Linked DNA regions of Mus musculus: region 1 is linked to region 2. A link is a loop called in an ENCODE intact Hi-C map of the cell type or tissue named here. Cell type or tissue: heart. All regions are shown on one strand. Links, peaks and the distances in the headings refer to the core of each region. The heading gives the core; the rest is flanking DNA.

What was found. Hi-C counts contacts between places; a loop is a spot of excess contacts. Peaks named below come from ENCODE experiments on the same cell type or tissue, not always from the same donor. Only the 100,000 strongest peaks of a DNase experiment are listed, where the experiment ranks them.
Region 1: a loop joins it to region 2, with 10 times the contacts of the local background. A loop is called at or near these places in 4 of 42 quality-filtered maps.

Annotation. Positions count from the first base shown.
Region 1 is chr7:140,901,994-140,904,910 of GRCm38, forward strand. No RefSeq gene overlaps it. Among named protein-coding and RNA genes, the nearest start is that of BC024386, 2.6 kb to the right of the region's middle. In heart, for the core only: no CTCF peak of the experiment used is centred there; DNase peaks (open chromatin) are centred at 238, 548 and 1,418; H3K27ac peaks cover 827 bases; H3K27me3 peaks cover 433 bases.
Region 2 is chr7:140,077,447-140,080,363 of GRCm38, forward strand. The region is part of intron 1 of Caly (calcyon neuron-specific vesicular protein); the gene reads right to left. Among named protein-coding and RNA genes, the nearest start is that of Caly, 3.6 kb to the right of the region's middle. In heart, for the core only: a CTCF peak has its summit at 1,436 (motif pointing right); no DNase peak of the experiment used is centred there; H3K27me3 peaks cover 2,304 bases.

The DNA of each region.
Region 1 (2,917 bases), core at 209-2,708, 820 kb after region 2:
ATGGGAAATGTGGTCACGGGGCATTTAGCCTTGTCCTTGGCCATTGTATGCACCCCTAAAGTTAGCCAGGTCACCACCCTTCCTGGAGACCACTGTGCCCTCCTTTGTTTAGAAACGGCAATGAAGGGAATGTTTCACTAGGCACTTGACTTTTATTCTTCCTGAGAAGAATTGGCTGTGGATGTGGGACTCCTTAAGCTCCACCTACCCAGTAGGCCCAGTCCAGTCCAGCAAGGAGACGCGTCCAAGGAGGTCAGAGGGAGGGCTCCGATGGGGAGGTTAATTGAATGTTATTTCCCCCAGCCCTGAGCTCCAGATTCCAGCCTCAGGCTGTGGGGGGCCTCTTCCTCTCCTTCACTGTAATCCTTTCCACCTAAACCTTTAATTACAGCCTTGGGGTCCTGTGGGGATAAGGCTGTAGGCCTGAGCAGTTTGTTCAGTCTTCCACGGACATTTCCTCTTTCACAAATAAGACCTGTGTCTAACCTGTCCAGGCCGGCTTCTGGAGGAGGCCTCCGTCTCTGCCTTTCTGGGCTCGGGCCATTTTCTGACTGGCTGTTGGCAGGGCCGTCTCTAGATTGCAAGACTGCCCTAGGCCCGGATCAGGTCACCTTTCTCAGAGCGGCTCCAAGTTCTGTTAGCAGTGTCAAGACAGCTGAATCTCTCCCTTTTCAGCCCTCTCTGGTACTTTGTTTTAAGAGAAGGTTTAGGCTTACAGACGGGTTGTGAAGACAGGGCAAAGTGTTTCCGTGGGACCAGTGCTGCTCCCCATTACTAATACAGAAGTAGGAGCAAGCCCAGGTCATGTTGTGCAACACTGGAGAAGCACTGCAAATGGGATATGGGGCGGAAAGATCCATATCCGACACCTCCTAGCCCAGCCATGGTGGACGAGGCCTCAGTGAGGCAGGTTGGAGGGGGGTAGCCAGTGCACAGAGAATCCACAGGTCCCCCTAGAGCCCAGGTGGTCACACCACTGAGAGCCCTCCACTCCCTCCCCAGACTTTCTGGCCTTCCAGAACTCTCCAGGCACAACCCAACCCCTTTTCATTCCTCCACTGACGTGGTCTCTATCCCGCTACTCTGAGTACAAGAGTGGTTGCCTCTCCTCCCTGGTCTGCCTTATACTTAAAGAAGAAGAAAACAGTGACGTGCAGTATAGAATAGAAATGAAGGCCTCGAGGAGCAGCCAAGAAAACTGAGCCATCGAGAAGTCTTAGTACAGGCCGGCCGACCGTAGCTTGGCCTGAACATGAGTGCCTCTCTGGGTGTGTGGTGGACAGCGTGTCCTTATGCTCAAGCCGTTAGCATTCAAACACACAACGTATGCACGTGTCACTACCCTGGCCTTTAGTCTGAACACCCTTCCTGTAAAAGGGTGTTCTGAATGCGGGACCCCTGGAGATCTGGGAGGACAATCGTGGACACAGGGCACCACCCTGTGGCCAGATTTGGAAGTACAGGAGCTGCTGGGGAAGGTAATGCACGTGTCCAGAGGTCACTGGTCGTCTCCTGCTGTGCACTTTACCCTGGGCTTCTTTCTATCTGTATCCCGTAAAACAGGCTTCCAGAATGTGGGATCTGAAGAAAGCCAGCAGCACCCGGAGGTCAGCTGTAGGGGACGCTCATGCTCCGAGCAGAGGCTGTGCAGAGCAGCCTCAGGCACAGCAGGCTCTCCTGGAGGCATTTACAGCTAGATTTATAGGCCGGAGGCTTGTTGCACGTCTCACATCACTGTTTTCATTTACATAAAGATGCGATGGTTGGGCTAGAGAGATGGATGGCTCTCTGGTTAAAAACGTTTGCCACACAATCACCAGTACTGGACTTCAGAGCCCAGCAGCCATGTAACAAGCCTGGTACCTCACGATTGCCTGTAACTCCACCTCAGAGGGGTCCGAAGCCCTCTTCTGGCCTCAGGGTGTGCACAGTGACATACAGTGTGTGTGCCCACACATGTGGACGTATACAATAGGTACATAATTAATTAAAAACCTGGTGCTTCCCAAGGATTCAAAACTAATCAGCTACTTTCCAATTTACACTGTAAAATCTACTGTGTAAAAAATTATTCCTCATTGTGACGGTTAATCTTAATTATTGACTGGATTTGGACCCACTGTAGAAACATAGTTCTGGGTTTGTCTGTGTAGATGTTTCTAGAATGGTTTAAAGGAGGAGGAGGAAGATCTATCTGCTCTGAGTGTGGACCGCACCTTCCTATGGACTGGGGCCCTAGGCCAGATGAAGGAGGAAGGCAGCTGGGCGTCATGTCTCTCTCCTTCCTGACTGGATTCACATAACAAGCTGCCTCCTTTTCCTTGTCATCCCTCTCCAACATGATGGTCTGTACCTTCCAACTCTGAGCCAAAGTAAGAGCTTCCTTTCTAAGCCACTGTTGTCAGAGAGTTTGTCAAATCAACCCGAAGAGTAACAGGCATTCAGCAAAGGAAGATGCCCACCAGTCATCGAGATGTGAGTCCTACTTGATACAACCCAAACACCGAGGCGCTGTGACATTGAAGCAGCAACTGAGCACGTACAGAGACGCCCACAATAGGATGGGCCTTTCTAGGGAGCGAGGCAGGATCCGTCGGTTGAGCGATTTCCTGTGGAAACCCCTGAATTTCATCCCCAGCACTATATAAACCTGGTGTGGTGATGTGTCCTTATCCCAGCACTGGGGAGGATCATAGGTTCGAGATCAGCCTCGGTTACATAGAGAGCATGAGGATGCAGGAGATCCTGTTCCCAAACCCTATAAAACAGCAGCCAGCGAGATGGATCAGCCTAGTGAGGAGTTCAGTCCCTACTAAGAAGCGCCTTGACAGAGGGAGGAAACAGACTCCCACGGTTATTCTCTGACCTCCACAGGTTATGCTATGGCTTGTGCATGCCCCCCCCCAACTAAGTAAGT
Region 2 (2,917 bases), core at 196-2,695:
GAAGAAAATTATCTAGGCAATTTTAGCAGGAGTCAAAAATATATTTGGGAAGACTTGAAGTTCACTTACAATTTTAAAAATGTGCTTGCACACTGAGGGCAGAGGAAGAAGGATATTCTTAAATTCCAACAAATTTATTGAGTGTAAGTCTTGTTGTTTTGGTTTGTTTGTTTGTTTGTTGTGGTTTGTCGTTTGAGACAGGCTCTCATTATAGCTCAGGCTGGTCTTAAACTCCGGATCTTCGTGCCTCAGACTCCGGAGTCCGGGATTACAGGTGTGCATCATAACACAAACTTGAATTTGGGTTTTCTGTTTTTGAGACCACAGAAATACAGATGGCCTTGTCTGGTCTGGTGGTTTTCGTAAATACACATGGCCCCTTAGGCTCATGTATTTGAATGCTTAGTCACCAGGGAGTGTCACTACTTAAAGAAAAAAAAAAATACTTAGAAGAATTAGGAGGTGTGGCCTTGTTGGAGGAAGTGTGTCCTTGGGTGTGGACTTGGAGGTTTCAAAAGCCCACGCCTAGCAGAGGGTTTCTCTATGGTTGGATCAGGATGTAGCTCCGGGCTACTTCTCCAGCAGTGCGGCATTCCTTGGATAATGCACCAAACCTCTGAATCTGTAATCAAGCCTTCACTTGAATGCCTTTTTAATATAAGAGTTTCCTCGGTTATGGTGTCTCTTCACAGCATCAGAACTGACTAAGACAGCCAGTGAAGTTCCAGAAACGATGGTCCTGAGTGCTCAGTCAGCACAGTTGCACAGGGGCAAAGAAACCAGGCCAGGGGGTTGGAACCTAGTCCTGATTATTCATGGACGAAATCGCTGTTGTGTTTAAATGCAAAAGCAAATCCCGTGTGTGTGTGTGTGTGTGTGTGTGTGTGTGTGTGTAAACATTGAAAGACTCCAGGGTCAGCGAGATGGCTCAGTGGGTGACTGGCTGCCAAGCCGGGCAATCTGAGTTCAGTCCCCAGGACTCCCATGGTGGACCGAGAAAACCGCCTTCTGCAAGGTGTGCTCTGACCTCCACATGTGCAACGTGACATAATTTTACTCACACACAATACATAAGAGCAATACAATATTTAAGGGATGGGAGAAATAATTCAGTGGTTATAAGAACTGATTTTTTTTCTTCCACATCAATATCTAGCACCCACACAGCCGCTCACAGATCTGAAACTCCAGTTCCAGGGAGTCCAATGGCCTCTTCTTCAGGGGCACCGGAAATACATGAGGTGTACACACATACACATATGTAAAACACTAATACATACAAAAAATTTTAAAATGAAAAAGTCCAGTTAAATTTGAGTTTATAGAAAGCAGATGTATTTCTATATGTCAGTGGCAAATGTTTATTTTGATACTTTTAACTATGTGTGTAATTTATTTACTGTTTTCCATAAATGCATGTCTGTGCTTACTTGCACAGGTCAGAAGAGGGCGCTGCTGCCCCGGGAAATGGAGTTTTATTTGCGTCTGTATGTGCAGTTGCCTTCAGAAGCCAGGGCATCACATCCCTGAGCCGAGGCTATAAGGAATTGGGAGCTGCCTGATGCGGGTGCTTGGAATACAACTTAGGTCCCCTCTGCTCTCTACCTCTGAGACTACTCTCCAGCCCCTGTTTTTTTTTGTTCATTTGGTTTTTGGGGGTGTGTTTTGTTTTGTTTTGTTTTGTTTTAAAATAATGTTGGGTTTCACTCTATAGCCCTATACAGTCCAAGGCTGGCCTTGAACTCAATATTCTCTTGCCTCAGCCTCCCCAGATGTGAGCCAGCTAAGATTTCATTTAAATAATTTCAAGCCCCAGGACAGAGATGATGGGCAGTTGCTCCATATGGAAGGCCATGAAATATTGGCGAGGGGAGCAAGGCACATCTGAATCCTCCGTCAGGTAAAGAAGACTATCGTGCAGATTTTGGAGGTCTTTATGCTCTAACATCTCTGACAGTATTTATAGAATCAACAACTCTCAATCAAAATTCCAACAAATTTGTTTATGAACTTAAAACATCAAATTTTTTGTGTTGAAGGCAGAAAGACACAAGATGTTTGGACAAAGGAAGTCCATCTTGCTGGGTATCTGCCCTGAACACAGCAGTGTACACTGGTGGTGTTGATGCTTTGCAGAGGGAAACCCATTTGACATATTCTATGCATTCAGATCTCAGTTAATAGCAGAGAAGCTGCCTGCATCTTAATAATTAAAGTCTGCTTGGAACGGTGAAGCTAATCTGGTCACTACATGCATATTCAAATGCAGATAATGAGCACACACACAATGCACAAGTGAATACAGCAATTTGTTCTAGGTGCATGAACAGGGAAAACCGACACAACAGAGCACTCTAGAGACAGTGCAGAAGCATATTTACAGTCTCAGGAAGAGAAAGATTTCCCCAGCAGTACTCACAGAGGAAAATCTCAATAAAATGACTTTTCATGTTAAAATTAAGAATCCTTGCCTATAAAGACAAGACCTTCAAAGAGGACCTTCAAAGAGGAGAAACAGAAGCCAAAACTGGGAGATAATTGCAGCCCACAAGTGACAACAGGGTTGTTGTGGGTTGAATGATGTCCCCACAAAAAGGACCACAATTTTTAACTCGTAAGTGTCAGTGAAAGAGATGTTTAAGCAGCCCTTACAGTTGTAGTGGAATTAAGATGAGATCACACTAGAATGGGGGGAGATGGGGAGTTATTCCACAGTGGGCACCCTTACAAGAGGATTTGGACATAAGAGGAAGGTTTTCTGCAGATGGTGGCAGGCTGGGGTGATGCAGTGTTATCCAAGACTGCTCAGGACAGCTGAGTCTGGAAGGAGCAAAGGAAGACCCTCTCCTCACCGTTTCAACAGAAACACAGCTCTGGGGAAATCTGGTTTTGGACTTCTTGCCTCCAGGATGGTAAA